Regions from separate parts of the Mus musculus genome. Here regions 2 and 3 are each linked to region 1. Evidence: chromatin loops called from intact Hi-C (ENCODE). Cell type or tissue: heart. All regions are shown on one strand. Each heading gives the region's core, and the rest is flanking DNA. Links, peaks and the distances in the headings are about the cores only. Region 1 has its middle 43 kb from the start of Fas. Region 2 has its middle 85 kb from the start of Ch25h. Region 3 has its middle 20 kb from the start of Ifit1.

The links. A loop is a pair of places that touch in the nucleus more often than their neighbours do. Peaks named below come from ENCODE experiments on the same cell type or tissue, not always from the same donor. Only the 100,000 strongest peaks of a DNase experiment are listed, where the experiment ranks them.
Region 2: it touches region 1 in a loop (2.1-fold over the local background); 4 of 42 quality-filtered maps call a loop at or near these places.
Region 3: a loop joins it to region 1, with 8 times the contacts of the local background. A loop is called at or near these places in 21 of 42 quality-filtered maps.

The regions. Positions count from the first base shown.
Region 1 is chr19:34,329,759-34,337,840 of GRCm38, forward strand. No RefSeq gene overlaps it. Among named protein-coding and RNA genes, the nearest start is that of Fas, 43 kb to the left of the region's middle. In heart, for the core only: a CTCF peak has its summit at 4,732 (motif pointing right); a DNase peak (open chromatin) is centred at 4,743; H3K27me3 peaks cover 317 bases.
Region 2 is chr19:34,386,594-34,394,675 of GRCm38, forward strand. No RefSeq gene overlaps it. Among named protein-coding and RNA genes, the nearest start is that of Ch25h, 85 kb to the right of the region's middle. In heart, for the core only: no CTCF peak of the experiment used is centred there; a DNase peak (open chromatin) is centred at 3,538.
Region 3 is chr19:34,656,998-34,665,079 of GRCm38, forward strand. It overlaps a transcript of Ifit1bl1 not described here. Among named protein-coding and RNA genes, the nearest start is that of Ifit1, 20 kb to the left of the region's middle. In heart, for the core only: a CTCF peak has its summit at 5,161 (motif pointing left); a DNase peak (open chromatin) is centred at 5,374; H3K4me3 peaks cover 667 bases; H3K27ac peaks cover 909 bases.

The DNA.
Region 1 (8,082 bases), core at 2,025-7,024:
AGCTTTTTGAACTTCTCTCTGCTCTGATTGTTTGAAATTATAGTTTTATATGAAGATCGTATGTAGGGAGATGTTTCATTACTCTCCTCAAATTAACCATTCCCATTTTTTATCGTTTTGTCCACTGTTCGTGACATTTCTAATTATCTGTGAATGCTCACTTATACATATGTTTCTGCTTCCTATTCATGGATATTTTAAGGTTACGTGGAAAGCTGTGTCTATCAGTCTCTTTTCTTGTTGTAAACAAATATCTGGCAAGAAGCAACCAAAGGAAGAAGGCTTGCCTTGTGCTTTGAATGTTCAGTCAGTCTATCATGACAAGGAGGCCAGGGCTGGGGGACCATGGCAACTGGTCAAGCTGTGTCTGTAGCAGGAAGGAGAGACCTTGGAGGGCTGGTGCTCCACCAGCCTTCTTCATTTCCATTTTATTCACACTCGGATCCTGGTTCATGGGATGGGATGGTGTGCAGACTCTCAGTGTGGGTCTTCCCTCTTCTATTAAGCCTATCTGGAGCATACCCACAGGCCTACCTAGAGGTGGGTCTCTTAGGTGATTTTAAATCCAGCCAAGGCTACAGTCACAATCTTATTCCATCATCCTACTTTAAGGAGTCTACAGCTCTTCATGAGTCCTTCCTAAAAATACTTTTAAAATTAAATTTTACTTGTGATCTCATGCTGCCAATCATAAACTCACTGTCCTCACATGGCTCCCAAGAACTTATGCATGTGCACTGTATACACATTTGTGTGCACATGTATATGTCTATGTGCACGTACTGAGATGCCATAGAATAAGAGGTATCCTGATTTAGCATCCTCCACCTTATTCTGTTGAGACAGACTCTTACTGAGCCTGGACCTAGACTGGCAGCCAGTCCACCATCTCTGCCTACTTCCCATTACCAAGCTTACAGATACATATGTGCCATAACTGCCTTTTACAGGAGTTCTAGGAATTTGTACTAAGGTTACCTGTTGAGCCACATCACTAGCCATACTCATGTGACCTTCTTGGTGTATTTTTGAATTTGAATTGTAGATCTGAATGACAAGTCTTGTATTTATGTGTACTAACTTCATGCATAGAAGATTTATTATTTATTATTTATTATTTATTTACCAACTCCTCCAGAGACTCCTGTTCTGAGCCAGGATTTCTTAGTATGTTGGGACTTATATCTTTCAATAATTTCCGGGTTCAAATAGATTTGTGCACCAGAAGAAGGAAGTTTGGCTCCCATATTGGTCCAACTTTCTTATGCCATGCGGTGTTTAGATGGAACTTAGTTTAAGCTGTCCTTTGGCACCAACTCTGATAGTTTGTTAGCAAAGGGATTTGACTAAGGCTTTAACTCTGTCATACCTCTGGCTTGTCTTTCTGTTTCCAGTGATCTGAGAATAGATCACACAGACAGAAATTTGTGTGAGGTCATGTGTCACACTTATAAGCTAGCATACATTTTTCTTTTCTTTTTTTTTTAATTAGATATTTTCTTTATTTTCATTTCAAATGCTATCCTGAAGTTCCCTATACCCTCCCCCCACCCTGCTTCCCTACCCACCCACTCTCATTTCTTGACCCTGGTGTTCCCCTGTACTGGGGCATATAAAGTTTGCAAGACCAAGGGGTCTCTCTTCCCAGTGATGGTCGACTAGGCCATCTTCTGCTACATATGCAGCTAGAGACACGAGCTCTGGGGGTACTGGTTATTTCATATTGTTGTTCCACCTATAGGGTTGCAGACCCCTTCAGCTCCTTGGGTGCTTTCTCTAGCTTCTCCATTGGGGACTTTGTGTTCCATCCTATAGATGACTGTTAGCATCCACTTCTGTGTTTGCCAGGTACTTGCATAGCCTCATATGAGACAGCTATATCGGGGTATCTTCAGCAAAATCTTACTGGCATATGCAATAGTGTCAGGGTTTGGTGGCTGATTATGGGATGGATCCCCAGGTTGGGTAGTCTCTGGATAGTCCATCTTTTTGTCTTAGCTCCAAACTTTGTCTCTGTAACTCCTTTCATGGGTATTTTGTTCCCTATTCTAAGGGGGAATAAATATCCACACGTTGGTCTTCCCTCTTCTTGATTTTCTTATGTTTTGCAAATTGTATCTTGGGTATTCTAAGTTTCTGAGCTAAAATCCATTTATCAGTGAGTGCATATCTAATGACTTCTTTTGTGTTTGAGTTTCCTCACTAAGGATGATATCCTCCAGATCCATCCATTTGTCCAAGAATTTCATAAATTCATTGTTTTTAATAGCTGAGTAGTACTCCATTGTGTAAATGTATCACGTTTTCTGTATCCTTTCCTCTGTTCAGGGACATCTGGGTTCTTTCCAGATTCTGGCTATCATAAATAAGGCTAGCATACATTTTCATTGGTTTAAATGCTTACTTAGACCTCTTAGCAGTTCAGTGCTTGGATGAATACCTTGGTTCTAGGCAGAAAGAAGATAATAAACTGTAGTGAGCTGATTTGCTGTATTATATAAAGTGCTGATCCTATGAAGTAGTTCTGTTGGGGTATGACAAACCCCTTCCAGATACCCTCCAGTGGAAGGCTCCAAAGATGGAAACATACTGACGGAGGTTGTGCTGTCACCTGAAACACCTTGGAGATCTGTGATGTAGATGTTATGTATATTTATAAGCTTTTGGGACAGAAGGGTTTTCCTTCAGATATAGTCAACTTTGTATTTTAAAGTAGAAACTGGGATGGGGCGAGGGCAGGTAGCTCAGAGCGTAAAGCATTTGGTGCGTGTGCTTTCCAGCCTGAATTTGCATCCCCAGCCCTAAAAGAAACCAGTCACTGTAATGGTGGCACATCCTTGTAACCCCATTGTTGGAAAGCAGAGACAGGTAATGCCAGAAGCTCCTGACCAGCTAGTCTACCAGAACCGTGGGAGTAAGATGTGTTCTCAAACCAAAGCGGTGGAAAGCGATAGAGGGGGACATCCTAAGTAAGAATGGCTACATGTGCATGTGCACCTGCGAATGTGCACGCATCACAGACACGATAATTAAATATGTTAGAAGGGAAGATGTTAGTTAACCAAGTGACTGCAAGGAGACATGCTGATTGTGTGTGTGTGTGTGTGTGTGTGTGTGTGTGTGTGTGTGTGTGTGTGTGTGAATATGATGTATATGATGTATTCAGCTTTTATATCACCTGTTTACTTTCTAGTCAGAAAGACAAGATCTTCATTCTAGACACTTCACCATCAGTAAAATAACGGTCAATCTCTAACTTTGTTTCTAATATAATACTGCTTTAGGGGGAAGATTTTTTAGTGAGAGGAGACACGTCCTTGATACTTTGAGCTTCATTAGAAGATGCCTCCAGTTACAGGGTAGAAGGATCTACCTGAGCCACAAGTCCAGAATCATACAAGTGGACAAAATGGTCCTACACCCCAGTAAATAAAGTGAGAAAAAATATGAATCACTTGACTGTTGGTTACTATCACATGACTTAATTACCTTGTTTTTGATGAGTAAATCCATGAAATGTAGGATAAAAATGTCTCAGCTCCAGATATATCCATTTGCCTAAGAATTTCATAAATTCATTGTTTTTAATAGCTGAATAGTACTCCATTATGTAAATGTACCACATTTTCTGTATCAATTTCTCTGTTGAGGGACATCTGGGTTCTTACCAGCTTCTGGCTATTATAAATAGGGCTGCTATGAACATAGTGGAGCATGTGTCCTGAGTGAGGTAACCCAATCACAAAAAAAGTCACTTGATATGCACTCACTGATAAGTGGATATTAGCCCAGAAACCTAGAATACCCAAGATACAATTTGCAAAACACAAGAAAATCAAGAAGAAGGAAGATCAATGCATGGATACTTCATTCCTCTCTAGAATAGGGAATAAAATACCCATGGAAGGAGTTACAGAGACAAAGTTTGGATCTAAGACAAAAGAATGGACCATCCAGAGAATGCCCTACCCAGGGGTCCATCCCATAATCAGCCACCAAATGCAGGCAATAGTGCATATGCCAGCAAGATTTTGCTGAAAGGACCCTGAGATAGCTATCTCGAGTGATGCTATGCCGGTGCCTGGCAAATACAGAAGTGGATGCTCACAGTCATCTATAGCATGGAACACAGGGCTCCCAATGGAGGAGCTAGAGAAAGTACCCAAGGAGCTGAAGGGGTCTGCAACCCTATAGGTGGAACAACAATATGAACTAACCAGTACCCCCAGAGCTCTTGTCGCTAGCTGCATATATAGCAGAAGATGGCCTAGTTGGCCATCATTGGGAAGAGAGGTTCCTTGGTCTTGCAAACTTTATATGCTCCAGTACAGGGGAATGCCAGGGCCAAGAAGTGGGAGTGAGTGGGTAGGGGAGCAGGGAGGGGGAGGGTATAGGGTACTTTTGGGATGGCATTTGAAATGTAAATGAAGAAAATATCTAATAAAAATTTTTAAAAATATGTCTTAATATATCCTGAATGTGCTATGGTAAATGATTTCTTTACATTTATTTTAAAAGCCATGCATTACTAGTCCTTTATTCCTAAAAGACAGATAAAAATGGAAATCCCTGTGTTTGTTTTCCCTCTTACTAAATGTAAAAAAAAAAAAAAAAAAAAAAAAAAAAAAAGGTCTCAGCTATAAAATAAAAGGCCCAAGGATCTGTCAATAAAATATAACAGTGGGCTCCAAACAAATGGGAAGGAAAGCGGGGCTGTGGTTCCACACGGCCACAAGATGGCACTGTTTCTCCAGCACTGACTCAGGTCCTGGTTGAAAGTTTCTCCAAAGTATGTCACAGTTTAATTCTCATATTCAACTTGCCAACAAAAGAGCAAAACAAAGCAGATATTACAAGAGTTTTATCTAAAATAAGGCAATGTCTGATTCTAAGTCAACCCCTTTTTATGGCCTAGCTGTATAATTTTAGATTTAACATCTTGGATGTTCTTTATCCATATCTGTAAATTAAAGTCACAGTCCATCAGTTGTTCCTATAACTGTAATGCACAGGAATGAGACACCCATGAGAGGATGTGATAAACTGTAATAGAGTATGACATTGGTTCTTAAGATTAACGTTCATAGAAACCACCTGAGGATGTTTGGAAATGTGTCCTGCAGATGATGTGGCTTTGGGAAGGGGGGGGGAAGCACTTGTCTCATACCCATGAGTCCCTGGGTTTCATGAACAGCACTCTAAAATTCATATCCCCAGGTCCAGACATGCTTCAGAAGGTTTGAGACTGGAAATATTCATGTGCTGCATAATTAATCAGCAATTATGAAAATGTGCAAAGTCTCGGGTCACAGCCTGAAAGGCTTCAGTATGCCAACACCCATGGAAAGAAATATTTCCAACTTAGAGATTAATTCACTATTTAACTAAAAGTTGAACAAGCACTCCACCATTTTTAGACTAACTAAAGGTACGTGTATATTATATTATAATACAAATATATCAAGTGTAAGTGCCCATTCTCTTAAGTTAATAGAATGGACTTGAGAAGGAAGTGTTTGCTGGGTGACAGTCAGATAACAGGACCAGGTGCAGAACATCTGGAAGTCAGCTGATAGACAGGTATGCTCATGTTGTAGGACCCAGACAGAGTTGATGGAGTCCCCCTGTGCTCTGCCTTGTGACCCCTATACACTCTTATTTGTCTATAAACAAGTGACTTGGTGTCTTCTATTAAAGACTGAAGCAAGCTCTACTGTACTGAAAGAGAGTGAGAAAATTTAGCAACAAAGTTCCATGAACCTCTTAGAATTCTTTGTCACACAACTGCCAAGGTTTGTTGGCTAAAGCCAATGGAACTTTTTCTAATCTCTTCTCTTCCTTCTCCGTCTGCAAGGGGTCTCAGTCTGGTTCCCAGAAAACATGGTGGGAAAGATTGAAGGTCTAGCTCTAGGCCAGAGGCCAGTGTGTTATCCTCAGAACCTGGGTGTGCATGCTCAAATCCCATCTTAGGTATCAAGAGTGCACAACAACAAAGTCTTTACAAATTGCAGCAAAACCGGCTTCATTTGGAAATATATTCAATACTCATCAATAAAGAGAGACAGCAGTTTATGTTGAACCACTAGGACTCTTGATCTTTCTACAACTATCTATCAAATAGTTCTTACTTTTTACAGCTAGGCACTATTCTAGGATAACATGCTAATAACATGCTAATAACATACAAAAAGACCACCAATCTGGAGCTGGATCTCTCATAACAGGACGGACAAGAATTTGTGTAATGATTGTGCAGAATACTATGTTATGAGATTATAAATGCTCCGATCCGTTTATCAGGACAGGGAGAATTGAGGCAAAGGTAGGGAGAGAGAGAAAAAAAAAGCAAGGTGTGTTACTACTATATAGAGTGGTCAGGAGAGGCCTCAGTGAGATGGAGCAAAGATTTGCAGCAGGGTGGCCTAAATCTGAGGGAGGACTGGAACAAACGCCAGGACAAGCCAAACACGCGTGAGGGTCTGCAACGGGGTCAGTATGGCTGCAGTGTACAAAAGGAGAAGCATGACAAAGAGAGGTGACAGTGTCCAGATGCCTGGAGCTGGTCTTGTTGAGGGACAAAGACCTTGCCAATGCATCTTCCTATTTCCACAGCTAATGCAAAGATAAATTGCATGGACCAGATACTTCTATTGTGTAGCTTTATTATTTAAACAAAATTTCTGGGGCTGGGGGAAATACAACAAAGTTGCGGGTCTTCAGGAAATGAACGTTCCTTTGGAAATGAGAGGTTATGAGACATGGTTCCCGATGAGATTTAGGACCTAAGGGTGGATTGGAGGGTGTGCAGAGAGTGCTGCTTGAATCAGCAGGACTCTGAAGAAGCTGTTGAGAGAGTCCCACTGCAGCACTTTCTCCAGTTCTGCTGAATTCTGGTCCAGGGCATACTCTGCCCTGGTGCTTCTCCATCCTCTCCCATGGCCTAGCACTTGACTGACGGACACATCACACCTTACTCATTCCTTCAGGAGAAAGGGCTTTCTCAAGAACTTGGAAATCGGAAAGTCCCTTTCTTCCCTTTTGTTTTTAATCTAGGCAAAAGTCACATAACATAAAAACCAACCATCATAAAGTATACAATTCAGTGGTATTTAGTATTTCACAACATTGTGCAACTTTTTTTTTTTACTTCCATCTGGTTCCAAAAGCTTTTATTGCTTCGAAGGAAAGCTAGTGTGTACTAAGCATTTACACACACACTCCCACACCCCCGCTGTCCCCTAGCCCCAACGCCCCATCCGCAATCATCAGTAAGAAGATTTCTGTCTTTAGGTTTAGCTATTCTGAGGATGTCAAAACATAATCATGCTTTGCACAGCCTTATATGTGGTGCATCTTTCAAGAGAGACCATTTCTTAGCAGTAAAAATGCTCAAGTGAAGACTGCAGAGTTTAGTTGCTCCACAGTCGTGCAATGGCATCTAGTTCTATCGTGTACTAGCTGAGTCAAAGAGGTCAGATCTCTTCAACTTTACAAAGTGACATGCTAGAAATAAAATGCTCCTTATGCAACTCAAATGCATGTATGTATACATGTCAAGTCCAAGTATGTCACATGTGTGTGTGTTGTGTGGCGTGGTGTGTGTGTGTGTGTGTCTGTGTCTGTGTGTGTGTGTGTGTGTGTGTGTGTGTGTGTGTGTGTGTGTAGGGGTGTAATAAGAGCCCTTCTGCCTCCCAAGGTGTCTAATTATGCTTGGACAATTAAGAAAAATGTGTGACATTGGAGATGGCACAGATACATCATCTCAAAGCTGCCGTAACTTGCTTTTTGCCCTGTCAAAACCACCACAGGCTAGAATGAGGCAGTTCACTGTGCTTGTATTCCCAGGGCGTTATTAATGGAGAGTGCAGATGTGGTCTTGTTCTTCAGTTTATGGTATAACACAAGCAAAAATGAAAACAAAACAAAAAAAAAAACTCTTTTCATTGCTAAGTAGCCTCTCTGGTACATCACATCCATGGGTCCCTCGGTATTGGGAATTCAGAGACAGCAATCTGGGACATATGACATAAGTGGAAGGCCATCTGTGGGCTTTTGTGACGATCTTGTTTCTCTGAATGTTTT
Region 2 (8,082 bases), core at 1,542-6,541, 56 kb after region 1:
CTGGGTCATAAAAAAAGCAGAACTACTGTTTCTCAGTACTAACTTCCTCTGTACTAAGCATATTGAGACTTAATCCAGAATATGTGACCTTTCATCTAATTGTGAAGAATGGAATAAAATGATTTCCCGACCTAATGCAGATCATTTAGACATGCTTCTCTAAGGAGGAGCTCAGATGCCTAAACACAGTTTATGCAGCTCATGATTCCTTTGCCATCTGCACAGATCCACATGCTAAGCCTCAGCCTGCTCTGGAAAGGACACACAGAAACTGATCCCAACAATGCTTGCTGGTTTACTTGTTTTCTGTATGTTGATGCTCCCAATTTTCCTCCCATGGGGGTGGAAATGTCGTGAATTATCTAAGGAGGAAGAACCTTGAGATTCCTCTATACGTTTCCTTCTTGCATAATTCTTGTTTTAGCTCAAGCAAGCTTGATAGTCTTTTCAAACATGGTACATGCTTAGGAGGGAGAACATCAGCCATCAGTGGGAGGACTCTGAGGACATGCAGTTCCAATATGTGCATTCATCCCTCAAACAATTAGTCAGTTAAAACTCTGGGAAGGCTGAAAGAAGCTGAGGAGAAGGGCGATCCTGTAGTCTCAATTAATCAGGACCCCTGAGATCTCTCAAACACTGGACCACCAAACAGACAGCATACACCAGCTGATATGAGGCCCCCAACACACATACAGTAGAAGACTGTCGGGTCTGTGTTCATTCAGAGATGATGCACCTAACCCTCAAGAGACTGGAAGCCCCAGGGAGTTTAGAGGTCAGGTTGGGTTGGGGCATCCACATGGAGACAGGGTAGGGTGGGTAGGAGGTGTGGGATGTGGAACAGTTGGAGGGTGGACGAGGGGCGGGGAATGGAATATGGAGTGTAAAAAATAAACTAAAAATTACAATAAAATTTAAAAATCTCAGGAGTCTTTTGGAGCACCAGCCAAGGTAAGGTATGACGTCAGTGGTAGCATAGTAAGTTTCAATGTGTCCTAACAGAAGTTGGAAATTCTTCATTTCCTGTTTCCTTCATGCTGAGGCTCTGTCAGAAACTCTTCCATCTGCGAAGGATGGTAGTGGTGGCCTTTCCCACGTGTTCATTCATGCAGAAGCTTGTCACTCCACCCATCTGTAGCATTTCATGAACATTCTGTTTGCATGGCATAAAGTAGGTCTTTATTCATATAAAATATGCTCCAAGACGCTTATTCTTTCTTACACCTGAAACAGTGGGATATAGCCACCACACAGAGCACTTCGCCTTTCTTTTAAGGGATTCCTCGCACTGCCACACTAGCCAAACTGGAGGCTACTGTCTTCTGGACAATGAGCTGCTCCTTTTGCCTCTCAACTTGTGGGAAAGAAAATGTTAAGATTTAAGATCTTGATTTGGGGAAGACGCTATTTAGAAGTGGGTCCTTTATCATTTCTCTGTGGGGCCCTGTCTGTTGGATGCTCTAACCTGAGGAGTGGACTCCTACTTGAGCTACAGCACTGCACTTGGACAGACCTAACCCTGTCTGTCCTCTTTGGTCCTTATCACGTAACATTGTTTCATCTTTTCTGGATTTTTTTCCTTTAGTTCTATTTTTCAGTTAATTATGTTTTTACTTTTTTCCAGATTCACACATATATGCAGTATATTCTAATATATTCATGTTTCCCTTACCCTTTTCTATCCCCCTCACTTCCTTATCTTCTTTCCAATTGTTTCCCTTCCTATTTTCACGTCTTTTATTTTGGGGCAGGTCTTGCTCAGGTTGCCATAGCGGCGGTGTGTTCGTAATTGCAACTTCTAATCATATGGAAGTGATTCTCAAGGAAAGACAGGAATAAGTTTCATTCTTGAGGATTGCGGTGGGAAGATGTAAAGTGGAGCCTTGATCTTGTCACGTTCCTAGTGGATCTAGCTGATTTAAATTAAAGTTCGAAACATGTAGTGTTATGTTTCTTTGTGGAAGACTTGACAATTGCATAAAAATCATCCCATCCACCCATGTGGATGGATGTGTGTTAGGCGACGTAGCATCCAAGTCACAGTAGCTGCATAGTGCCAGTAACTGGTGAAACATTGCTGGGTTTTCATAATTGCTAAGTGGGGCTCAGAATTCTCAATTGTAGGGTACCTGACTTTGTTTCTTCATCTCCAAGGCCAACTTCAGCCAGCAGATGCATTTGTTCATTGCTTCTTATGAGGGACACTTGTACATAGTTCCCACATCAGTTCTCTATCCAGGCACAGTCAGTAACCTTGTAGTTGCCAAATATCAGGTAGTATAGTCTCAACAATTATTCAAAAAACAAACAAACAAACAAAAAACCAAAAACCGAGATTCCTTTTCCCTCTGAAGACAAATGGGATTTTGTTCTGTATGATTTCTCAGAGGTTCCCCGGTAGCAGGGAATCCCATGTAGCCATAAGCAGTCACTTGCTGGTTAACAAGCTCTTGACTGACTCTTCCTTCCATGTCCTGCTTTCATCTCGCTTGCTTTCTAGGGTCATTTACAAAATTAAACTGTGTATGTAACCACTGCTCCATAAAATCCTAACAGAGCTAAGAGATTCCAATTACCCAGTGCTGTCAACTTCACTGTGCCCTCAAAGTCCGTCTGTCTCTCCCTCCCCCTCCCCTTCCTCTCCCCCTCCTCCTTCCCCTACCCTTCTCTCCCTCTCTCTTCTCTCTCTCTCTCTCTCTCTCTCTCTCTCTCTCTCTCTCTCTCTCTCTCCTCCTCTCCTCCTCCTCTCCATTTCTTTCTCTCCCATTCCCTCATCCTCTCCCTCTCTTTCTCCCTCTTCCTTTCCCTCTCTCCACTTAGGTATGCCCTTGACAAGTTTGGAACACAAGTTAGCTACAAACCAAAATAGCTCTCTTTAAGACTAAGAATCATAACAAACAAACAAACAAACAAACAAACAAACAAAAAGACTATGATTTTTTTCTTATTTTGCAAACCTCCAATTCTAACCAAGGTTTGGAATGAATGATTGATAGCAGTTCTACATCGGTGTTTAATCTAATATTCAGTAAATAGTATAATGGCAGACAAAGCCAAAGATCATGGTTCAAAGCAATTGGCTATACTCTCATCCAAGAATGGCTCTAGTGCTGTAAGAAATGCTTTGTACATGGAGGTGTAAGTGAATGTGAATTTCTTATCTTTTTTCCTCAGGAGGTCCATGGACAGTGTTCCTACTCACACACAAAGTCACATGCCTCTTATTCTACACCAGGAGCATCAACTCTTGTCCTGTTTGTGCCACATCCCTACTGTCTATTGAGGCTAATGACTTTGAGTTCTAATCAAAACTGTGCAATATTTGGCAAGTCTGGCTCCAGGCAAAAACCCTGCATATGATCTTTCAGGCCTAACCACAGGTAATTGAAGGACTTTGACCATCAGACCTTGTGAGAGAAGCTGCCTCCACCACTAACATGGAGAACAGTTGAGTGTTGTCTTTTATGAGGAAGCAGCAGTCCAGGACTCAGGCAGGACTCTCCATCTTCAGGCCACACAGCTCACGTGCCCTTCTCCACTCTTCCTTCCTGGGTTGCTTAGCTGAGGGAGCTCCTGCAGAGACTGCTGTCTTTGTGGTCTTGGCAAACAAGTTCTTCTTTTTTGACTCAGGACTTTCTCTCTTCCAGAGTCCTTCCCTCATTTAGACTCTGCCTCTACGCCCTTAAAGAGATGGGGACCCTGAGTTTTGGGCTCTTCAAGGGTAAGGTGACTTTTCCCTTCTGCACACACATGTGATTCTCACCAGTGATTTTTCTCTGGGGAAAAATAAAACTCTGGTAGAGACCTGGTGCTTTTTCTTTGGGAGCCATTGTTTGTACAGTGGGTGAACAAAGGCTTTATTGCTTGCCCAGAACAGTAAGTGATTGCAGGCTGAATGGCCCTTCAGTTTGGTCATTGCCATAGCAAGTTACCTATCCAAAAGCTCAGCAGTGCCCTGTCAGGCTATCATGGGCCACACAACTGCTCTGGGCCAACCCTTTGGCTGTCACGATGCATATGCACTCCTGAAGTAGTATCAATAGTGGAGTCATATTGTCTGAGATGTGGCAGCTCAAAACTCCTTCTTTTACACATTACCACCACACTTCTAAAAGATCAATCAGTTATTACCTGAGATCTTCTTGGCCTTTGGTGGGTTTTGAAAACTCAACTCCAAGTTAAGCTCCATCGAGTTTGTTAACCAGGCACTCATGGAGATGTCTAAAGCCTCATGGCTTTTTGTCCTATGCTGACACAGGGCTTCCACATGTTTGAAATGAATAGGAAATAAATCCTGTCACCGTTTCTCTCAATTTCCCCCAAAGACATGGTGACTTTTTTTTTTTTTAGATTCACAAGCATTTATGAGCTCATAGAAAGGAAATTCAGCATTTCCTTAAGGGGCCAGGGACCCTTTCATGAATCAAAGCCCTGGAATGTGTTTTCCACTCTTTATTTCTGAGGTTTCTTTTTTAGGGAACAGGCCTGGTGACTACTCTGAATCCTCTGGGTCCCTGAGGAATTGTACTGATAAAAATGACTTTTACATCGAATGCCACTCTCAGTGACCTTGATGGTAGAGTCTCCTGGGAGATTTTGTTAAAGAGACATACAGACATAATCAGGCAAACATAATCTCAAGGAAATCCCCAAATCATGGAGGTTTTTAAATACCACAAGTGGTATGACCTTCCTCTGGAGTGCAGTCAACTTAACCAGGGACAACACTTAAAATGAATACTTCCGCTCCCAGTAGCTAACAATTGCCAATATGGTCTCCACTGGGGAGTAGGGGTGGGACTTCATGCTGCCTCTCTTCGAAATCCTGGAGTTTAGTCTGGCTTGATCTTGCACAGGTCTTGTGCATGTTATCAGCATCTGCCGTGTGTAGCTATGTGGCTGCCCTGCTTCGTCTGGAAGACACTGTTTCCTTGTGGCCATCCCCCAGTTCTGGCTCTTTCACTCTTTCTGTCTTCTGCAATGATTCCACTCCACTTCAGCCCTTCCTGGGGCATTATTCCTTTAAATCTTTATACCACTTATTCTACTTTCCATTCCTTGGATGCCCTGCCTCCACGCAAGGCCCTTAAACTAATTTACAGACCCCAATGGGTATTCCAGATGAGCCATTCATATCTGACTCAAAGCTACCATTCACAAATAAGAGAAACTCTATGATGGTTGTCTTTCTGGGTCTCAGCTACCTCAGTCCAGGTGAGTGATTCTATCGCTATATATTTATCTGTTTTACTTCATTTTTCTTAGCAGCTTAATAATATTCTATTGTGTAATAGAATGTATTTCACATTTTCATTATCCACTCATTAGTTGATAGACATCTATCAACTGTTTTCACTTACTTGTGAATAGTTTCCAGTTATAGTGAATAGGGGAGCAATAAACATGGATTAATAGGTTTCTCTATAATAAAGAGTCCTCTGGGTATATTCTGAAGAATGGTATAGTTGGACCGTGTAGTATATTTAATTCTTGCTTTTTGAGGAACCTTTACACGGATTTCCATAGCGGTTATATCACTTTTTACTCCAACCAGCAATGAGTAAGTGTTCCATTTTCCAAAATCCACACCAACACCTATCATTATTGTTTTGGAGGAAACTTTACACGGATTTCCATAGTGGTTATATCACTTTTTACTCCAACCAGCAATGAGTAAGTGTTCCATTTTCCAAAATCCACACCAACACCTATCATTATTGTTTTGGAGGAACCTTTACACGAATTTCCATAGCAGTTATATCACTTTTTACTCCAACCAGCAATGAGTAAGTGTTCCATTTTCCAAAATCCACACCAACACCTATCATTATTGTTTTGTTTTGCTTTGTTTTGTCTGTAATCTGAGCCATTCTGAATGGAGTAAGATAAAGTCTCAAAGTAGTTCAAATAAGAAATGTTCCTCGACATTTGTATTTCATACTTAGAGATCTTTGTTTAGTTTTATATCCCATATCTAACTGGGTGGGTTTTTTTGACAGTTGATGTTTTTATTATTTATATATTCTGTATATTAAACTCTGTCATATGTATAACTGATGAAGATTATTTTTTTACATTCAACAGGCTGCCTCTTAACTCAAATGACAATGCCTTTGCTGTATACCAAAGTTTTATGAAGTCTGCCATTTGTGATCATGAAAGCATCATTTCAAAGAAAGCAAGATTTCAATTATCCAGACAGGTTTTCAAGCTGGGTCATGACTGACAAATTGGTCCCAAAGACTCTTCTCAATGTTATCCAGAAACTATTCTGTAAAATTAGTTTCACCAAAGATATCCCATCTCTGTCCTATGAGTCATTGATTCCTAATTCCATCAACATTTGGAAAATGACGCTTAATGGCCCTAAGTCATGTTCAAAACTCCTCCGTCTGCTGTGTTAAAACCCATGGTGGAATAAGTTGGGAGCCAAGTTTTTGAAAGTGCAGAAAGATAAGGGAGACACACCCCAGGAACTGTGCACGTATACGCAGATCTCAGCCTACACAGTAGCAGCCCGGGAAGCCTCCAAATTGGCCCACATTGTCTTGCTTTGTAGAGTTTTCCTTATATGGGTCTTTTTCCTGTTTTCTGAAGAGATTAAATTTCTTTCAGATATTTTCGTCTGTTCCTTGTCACAACTGTCAAGAAGCTGTGTAATGCTCTCCTTTCCTGTTCTCAGTGGAGTGAGTGTAATATAACCGGGAAAAGTCGTTGACTCTGGTGCAATGAGAAAGTCCTGCCTTCATAAGGAGAGCCTGCATGTATCTGCAGCCCCCCTCCTTAGAACTGATTTTCATCTGTCTCCATCTGACCTGAGAGCGTCAGGAGACTTAGCCTCCCACACTGTTGTGGGAAAAACCAGCAATAGAGGAGACACTGGCTTGAGGACTAGAGACATCTCTCCTCAATCTCATTCTTATGCAGGACCTCGAAACTGGCCTGACTTGATAAAAAACACAGTGGAATAAAGATAAACAAAGTGAGCAAGAGCTATTACCAACTCAGGAAAGTTCTAGAAAATAAGAATTTTCTCTGTAACTTTGCTGAGACTAACCCTGCAGGGTCAATTTCACTTGACAGACACTTTCAAATCTTTTTTTTCAACTGCCTTGCTTTCAGGGTACTAGATTCGGGTTCTATTCCCAAAAGATAGAATATCAATTGTTAAAATCCTAGAAGTAGAAGCTGGGGAAAAATAAACTTAAAAAAAATGTAAAAATACACTTCTTTACACATTAAAATGGAAACTATTTTGGGAAATATGTGAAAGATGACAGAATATTTCACAGTTTGCTGTGCTGAAGACTAGATAACATCCACATATTTTTCATAAATATAAAAAATTCTCAAAAGTTATATGGGTATAGCAGCTAAATTGTTATACAAATGTGGTAACAAAGCAGTCATTTTTAGGTAATGGAGAAAATTTATTTTTTATTTGAATTTTTCATGCAATATAGTTTGATGATATCCACCATCTTGTTGGGGTTTTGCTTGTTTCTAAATCTATTTTTATATATTGTCATACTTACTGATGATAGTGCCCATTCCCATTGAACTCTCATTTCATATTGATATTTACAAAATATTATTCATAGGAATTTTATCATTTTCCAAATGGCTTGTGTATTTCTCAAAGATTTAATACTTTTGACTTCGATTTAATTATCTTAAGTATATTTATCTTGTATTCTACCTGTAACTTCCCATACTTTACTTTCTAAGAAAGCTATAAGCACTGTCTGGTATCTGACATTTTGCTCTAATGTGTTACTTTTTCCCCCGAGGGAGTATTTTTCAAATATTTCTAGGTACATACAAAATATTTATAGTATTTTAATTTTTTTTCTGGGGACTTTTGGTTTCCACAAGGTACACTATATAGCTCACATTTTCACTTTCCCTGTCTCTACCTACTAAATTCTGAGCTTACACGCCTACAATTTCCAGAAGATTCCATGTTAATACTTTGGGACTACAGAGATTGGCTGTAGGTGGCTGAAACTTCAGCAGGTGGAATTCAGATTCTGGGGGTGTGGAAAAGGTAGGGGTATGAGTGTGATGTTACAAAAAAAA
Region 3 (8,082 bases), core at 2,125-7,124, 330 kb after region 1:
GAGGGTGAGATCTGGTCCCATAATTTAGAGCTAGAGTGAACCCTGGAAGGGAGAATTTGTGAATTTCCTGCTAATTATCACTGTGTAATGAATCTGTAAAAAGCAAACAGACAGAGTTGGGGTGGGGGTGGGGCAGCTAATCCTTTGGGAACAGACCAGGCAAGAGTCAGATAAAAATCCTATGAGAATCAGGTCTCAGAGGTGGCTTATGTAAGATTTCTCTAAGGCAGGAAATCTTTCTCTCCTCTATGAAAATGGTGTGAATCTTGGGCTCACCTAGCTGCCCCTGAATACCTTACCTCTGAGGATGCAAAGCCACTTTTAGAGGGAGGCTTGCCTTAATTCATGTGGCAATTGTATGACCATTGGAAAAAAAAATAAAAGCACACATTTTTAGTCTTGGGACTGGATGGCCCTAGCTTCTGCTTTGGCTCGGTTGCATAGCTACTGAAGAACAGGTGGCCACTACTCCTTATTTACTGGGTAATCCGGAGTTTGGAATCCACCTGCCAAAATTCATCATGAGCATGACGAAGGTACTCAGATCACTGGTAAAGATGCAAGAAAGTCGGTATTAATCTGGCCAAATTAACTCCTTCGTTCCCCTCTGTATGTTCTCATTAGAGCTGTAATTCAATACGGTGGGTGAGCTTCCCAAATTTTCCCTTGGTTACACTGGGTTTGGCCCCCAAACATTGTAGTAAATGTTTTGGTTTTGTTTTCTTCTTCTTTCTTCTTCTTCTTCTTCTTCTTCTTCTTCTTCTTCTTCTTCTTCTTCTTCTTCTTCTTCTTCTTCTTCTTCTTCTTCTTCTTTTTTTTTACAGTGGGGTGATGGGGAAAAGTAAGACTCGGTTCCTCTGGCTTTTCACAGAACACACAGAAATGTTATTACTTTGTTTACTTAAATATCTTTTACTTTTGGAAATTATTATATAATTACATTGTTCCTCCCTGTGATGGTTTGTATATGTTTGGCCCAGGGAGTGGTACTATGAAGAGGTGTGGACCTGTTGGAGTGGGTGTGTCACTGTGGGCTTTAAGACCCTTCTTCTAACCACATGGGAGCCAGTCTTCTCCTAGCAGCCTTTGGATACAGATGTAGAACTCTCAGCATCTCCTGCACCATGACTGCCTAGAAACTGCCACGCTTTGCCTTGATGATAATGAACTGAACCTCTGAACCTATAAGCCAGTTCCAATAAAATGTAGTCCTTATAAGAGTTGCCTTGGTCATGGTGTTTGTAGTAAAACCCTAAGACACTCCCCTTTCCTTCCCTCCTTTCAAAATGTCACATGAACTGCCACTTTGATCTTTTTACACATTCATGGCCTCTCCTTTTATTGTTGTTAGACACATTTATGCATATGTTTGTGTGCATATATGCAAGCGTGCACACACACACACACACCACTCATATTCCTAAACACAAAAATACAACCTGCTCAGTCCGCATAATGTTCCTTGTATGTATCTGTTTTCAGGGCTGATCATTTGTTATTCACAATAGCCAGTGAATGGAAAACAAACCAAATGCCCTTCAGCTAATCAATGACTAATGAACTGTAGTATATCCACTCCATGGAATGCTATGCAGATGTAAAAAGAAATGTAATCATAAAATGTCTGGATATTTGAAAAAAATCATAATAAAGAGTCAGACTATTAAGTACTCACATCCCCCAACCTATAGTACATGTAAGTACTTTGATAAACATACATATATAGTTTAAATAAAGTTTTACTCTTTGGGCTGACGATACTCCCTCCAAGAGCCAAAGAATATGTAACCAAAACCCCAACACCAGGTGTGAGAGACCCTTTTAAAGTTGTTGGTCTAGGTTGTCCAAGAGACTTCCAGAAGATTATATGGTATTGCTATTGCCTTTGTTTGTATCGCCGAGGTGGAAGGTAAGTCCCTGTAGCTGAGGACACCATGCAGTTCAGACACAGAGTCCACAGGACCCAGAACTGGAACTTACCTGAAGCTTCCTTCCTGAGGAGCAACTTTTATAGCATGGACCACACAGACAAAACAAGCGACAAATACACAATCCAGTGGGCAGGATAGAAAGGATATGGACAGAATAGCTAAGCTTAGCCATGTTTCATCTTTAATTTAACAAAACCCACATCTTACACTGTTCTACTTCTAATACATGTAGAGGAAATGTCTTGTATCTGTATTGGCACCTATCAATAGTAACACTGGTGGCCTATAGCTTAGGTAGGAATAGGAGAGGGAACATCCTGTAGGCAGAAAGGATTCTGGGATAACACTTCGGGGAGATAACGTTGTGTGTAACTTTTGCTACCCAGCCTAAGCTCCAGGAATGTGCCATGCTACCAGCTTTCCTTGAATCAACGGATAAAAGACTCACACACAGTTGGTCAATTTCAACTTGCCCTTTGACACAATTATTGGCCACTACTATCTCCTGCCTGGAAAAGTGTGTCCTTATCGGTATTCTTTGTTCCACACTTCCCACCTGCCCTAAACTTTAGTTGCTCAGTTACATCTAGTCCCTGCTCAACTCCCCTGTCCACCCTCCTGTAGAAGTAGCCTGTGTGGTCACTGGTTTCAAGATCTCACATGGATGGTCAACTTTTCTCCATCAGAAGCATGGTGAACTCTCCTATCCTTGTGTCTCCTTGCTTACCTCCAAGAACCGGGAAGACCCGCCTATCCCTTCTGCTCAGCAATTGGCCCATGGCTTCTTTACTGAAAGATTAAGAACCAATCGGGGAACAGGACCTTAGCATCAGAACCATACCTACAGAGTGATACTTGGTGCCTGAGCACAAGTAGGCAGCCACATGATAGAATGTAGGTTAGAATAAATAGGTTATTTAAAGATATAAGCTACTCGAAAAGAGCCTGGCTATACAGTCAAGTTAATTGTAAATATACTTTGAGTGTATCGGGAGCATGGGGCTTAAGAGGAAGAACCAGGACTACCTTGTACATACATATGTATAATGAAGTGGGAATTTTCAGAAAAAAGCTGGAAATATTTTCCAAACTCGCCATTCATTAACCTACCTGAGAAACAATTACCACAACATGATATTTCTTCTATGACCAATATTTAGAATTCAAGTTTCTTTCAAAGAAATCTGAAGTAGATCCACCCAGGCATCATTTACAAACATTAAAAAAAAAAGCTAAAAAAACCAAAAATACTTTATTTAACAGGAATAAATGTAGTGGTTGTTCAGAGACATTGTCTTTGAAGAAACAGGAGCGATGCATTAGACCTGGAAGGCCTCAGTCTCCTTGGGTTTGTCTACAGTCTTGAAGTCTTATGGCAAGGCTGAAGGCTGATGACTGACTCTGGGAAAGTAAGCAGCCTGGCCCCCCACTCCTAAAATACCAGCTACCTTCACATTTTATCTGCATCTAGGTTTACATATTCTCATAATCTGCTCTATTTTCTGCTTTTAGAAACACAGCACATAATCCACTACAATGCTTTAACTTTTCAACAGTTACTCAGTATTAACTGTATTCTAAAAACAGTGAATAGGAAATATGAGTCTTAGTGACTATGTGTGGAGAGGTGGAGTGGAAAAGACAGTACCTCTGAGTGAACGCCATCCAGGAGAAAAAGCTTTGAGTAGATGTGTCAAAACATTGGCCTGACATATATTAGCATTTTAAATGATTCATTTGATCAACCGACAATTTAGTGCTAGACATCTAAAACGCAAGTCAAAGAGGTAGATTTGTTTTGTTTTGTTTTGTTTTGTTTTGTTTTGTTTTGTTTTTGTTAAATCTCACATGGCTTAGAATTCAGTGAAAGTAACAGACAAACAGGTATATTACCCAGGGTCTGCTTTCTCTGTAACATGGCTGACGTTTAATTCGCTGTCAAATTGTTCTCACAAGTTTCTCATTTTACCGTGTATTATCTGAAGCATTATTTAAGGCACTTGGGGATAGCAATCTGATTCAGTCAAGGATCATGGACAGATGCAAAATTCCTGAAAGAAAATGCCACCGATGCAAAAGGACTCTCTGGAGCACTCTGTGTGACTCGGAGGGGCTTGGGGACCTCCAGGAAGCAAAGGCTTTTACTGTCTTGTTGCTAACCTCACACCACCACTCTGCCCTGCCCAGGCCAACAGTGGAAGAGATTTCTGTCCTTTCTCCCCAGACATCAGGAATGGTATGGTGTGGTGCACTCTGGACATTTGCAGAGAAAAGCAAGAAGCCAGCCCTGGGGCAGAATATACTCTTGCATTGACAACATGAATGTCCTCCCATTCAGGACCATCTGCTGACAGAGCAGACATTTCTCATCAGATTGGCCAGTGAATTTCAGGGACAAGTTACTGCCATGTACATAATTAGCAGAATTCCATCTGTGCCTTTAACTATATTAACACCTAAATCAGGCCAATCTACAGCTCCTACCATGGATACACACATCTCCTAAACATCTTACGATTCAGCGAGAGCTCAAATCGCATTGGAAATTAGCAATATCCACCTGAGAGTCTGCTCCAACCTGGATTGTCTAGTAGATCAGTCTATTCTGCTACTATATAACACACGTGAGCATGGTAACATTTAAAAAAAATATGTCTTCAGTTCGTGGTCTGGGATGTAAAATCCGAAAACATCACAGCGTGGACAACTGGCTTATGGTAGACGGGAAGCCAGAGAACAGGTATGGTCTGCCTCAACCTCTCACTACACCTCACCTTTAAAAGGTCCCACCACCTTTTAACATCACCACTGTAGGGGCCAGGCTTTAATAGGGTGTTCTTCACACTCTATCCAAAGCGTAGCACCCAGCAGTTGCCCGTGGACACAGCTACATATGTATCTTGTCCTCTTTCAGACTGAAAGTGGTAATAACCTTCCACCAGGCAGTCCCCTACTGAAGGGACTATTTCTTCCTTGGCATACCTCAAATTCTTTACGTGTTTTGGAATCTTAAAACAAGCCCCATTTACGATTTGATGAATTCAGAAATTTTCTCCCATCTGGACCCTGTCTCATATCTCTTGCTTGTATTGTGCATATTCATATTTTCAATTAGGAAAATAACTGAAGGTATTTACAGTCATGATTCTCAATTGATGCCCTGGAGGGCCTTATCAAGTCCAGTGGATTTTTGGTTGTCGCAATTGTGACGTACTACTGACACCTAGAGGCTATACACAAAGATGCAGCCTAAGTATTCTACGCTATACAAACAGCTTCCCACAATAAGATCCATCAAGTCCACAAGTCAGAAGCGCCAAGGTTCAGAAACTCTGACTTACCTCCATCTCTTGGCAGACAATTGCTGACAGCGAGGGCTCACTCTGAAGCTCTGTTTCTGGAAATCCTACCTGCGTCATTAATTTTGTTTGGCCGTGACTGAGGGGTTCTGGCCAGAACACAACATAACACAAGTGGAGAGCATGCGAGCATGCGCACATGGACCCGCCCTTGACAGGCTGAGTCCTTGCTAAGGAATGTGCTCATGCGCCTTAGTATTGCTGCGCTGTTCGGTTTACTAGCAAGGACTGGAGCCACCGAACTCTGAGTCTCAGGGCAGGGGTACATATGTACATTTATATATGTGCACGCATATGTTACTTGTAAATGTAAATAGAAGGAGGACTATGAGAAAGAGTTCCAAAGAAAGGAACAGGAGAGAGTAATGAGACTGAAGACAAAATATTACATGGTTTCTCTCACAAGTGGAATCTAGCATTAATTATACATATGCACGTGCATCTTTGTGTCTCCTAGTTTGCCTTCTATTGCTGAAATAAACACCATTATCAAATGCTGCTTGGGGAGGAACGAACTCGTTTCATCTAGCTTCCTGGTTCACTATTAATCCCTGGCAGTCAGGGAGGAACTCAAGGCCTGAACCTGGAGGCAGAACCTGATGCAGAGGACATGGAGAAACACTGCTTACTGGCTTGCTCAGTCCACGAGGCTTGCTTATCTTCTTTCTCACACAACCCTGGATCCTTTGCCCAGGGTTGACCACACCCACGGGGGGGGGGGGGGGGGCAGAGCCTTCCCATCCAAGACAATCAGTTGTTGATCCCAAAATTGTTCCATGGACCAATTCAGTGGAGCTTTCTTCTCAATCATAATTCTCTCTTCTCAAATGACTCTAGCTTGTGTTACGTTAACCAAAAAGCTAACGAGACCAGTATGTTGTATTTATATGCAATGTGGGGTGTAAAGTAGGTTGGCTTCCACTGAGGACTCTCCCCAAAGACAATGCCAGCGTGCTTCTTATTAGCAAAAAGGACAACATCACCTAAATCTCTGTGAGGTCCATTTCTCTCTTGTTTCTGTAGGAAACGGATTTATATTTCATTCTGGGACAAAGGCATCATTATTTTGTAGTTACAACTACCAGTGTTTCTATAGATGTGATGTGCTACACACGTTCTCATTATCCACAGGAGATAGAGAGTGGCTAGAGAAGCAAGCTAGGGGTCTGAGAGTGTTCCCTAACCTTTCATGTGAGGACTCCCAGTGCTGTGATTGGTTATGGGGTCATGAATTGGACAATTCCCAGGGGATGGGGCTGGGAACAGCAACTGCTTTGGTTGTAGAGCATCCCCCCCCTCCCCCCTCCCCCCTCCCCCCTCCCCCAACACTGATTCCTATGGAAGTCTGTTCAGAAGATTCTGGATTACAGACTAAGACAGAGAACAAAGCCTCCATACTGAAACAAATGTGAAGCAACTGCACCTTGTTGCTATTTTGATATGACTCTTTTAAAATGCCTTTATGTAACAAATAATGTCTCTGCATGCAACCTCCACAGCAAGTATTGTTAATTGCGTGGAGTACTTTTAAATTTTCTTATTAATATTATTATGAATGTGTATCTTGTGTATGCGTGGTGTGTTTGTGTGTTTGTGCGGTGTGTGTGTGTGTGTGTGTGTGTGTGCTGTCACAGTGTGACAGAGCATGTGAGATAATCAGAACACAGTGTTAGGTAGTCAGTTTTCTCCTTCCAAGATTTGGACATTGGGATTCAGAGATTTACAGTAACCCCCCTTTTTCCCTGCTCCCCCCACACACACCCTTAAAGGAGGCCACCTTCTTTGGAAGTCCGAAGAGTCACTAAGTGGTTAGTAGCCAGGGTACCCCATCTTTTGGCCTTATGAAGAAGGAAGCATGCTCCATCTGATCCCCAGCCAGCATAAGACCCTCACCTAATGTAGAGACCAACATAAGACACCAAAGGGAAGCCTCAATATAGCCATTCCACGGTACACGCATGTTTCAATGCATCGTGTTGAATATAAGTACATGTAATTCATATTAGTCAGGATGGAGAAGGGGAAAGTGAACGCAGGAATCTGGAAGAGGGAGGGAAGGGAGGAAAGGAGTGACAGAAGAAAATGGAAGGCTCTAACATGTGTTTTAGTTAGGGTTACTATCGCTGTGAGGAAGCATCATGGCCAAAATAACTGCAGGGACAAGGGTTTATCTCATTTACAGTTCCATATAAGAGTTCATCACCAACACCAGCGAGGGTAGGAACTCACGGAGGGAGACCAGGAACCTGGAGGCAGGAGCTGATACAGAGGCCATGGAAGTGTGCTGCTTACTGGCTTGCCCCCTGAAGGCTTTGCTCAGCCTGTTTTTTATAGAACTCAGGACCATCAGCATAGGGATGGCCCCACCCACAATGGGAGACCCCCTCAAGTAATAATTAAGAAAAAGCAGTAATTAAGAAAATTTGTTACAGTTGAATACTAGGGAGGCATTTTTCTCAATTGAGATTCCTTCCTCTCTGATGACTCCAGCTTTTGTTAAGCTGACATCCAGCTAGGCAGCACAACATGGAGGAGACTGGATGTGGCTAGGACCATCCACCCCTTAGCATCCCACAGAGGTTTAACTGCAGCCTCTAAACGTGGGCGCTGGAGAAGTGGCTCTGGACTCCAGTCTGATTAAATAAATAGTCACTTAGTTCAAGCACGGCTCCACCTTTCCTCACACGTGTTCCCATTGGTGTAGCACACTGACTCCAGCAATCCAAATCAGCAAGAAATATAAAAACAATAACAACAAAAAAAGGCTAAAATCATTAAAACAAACAAACAAA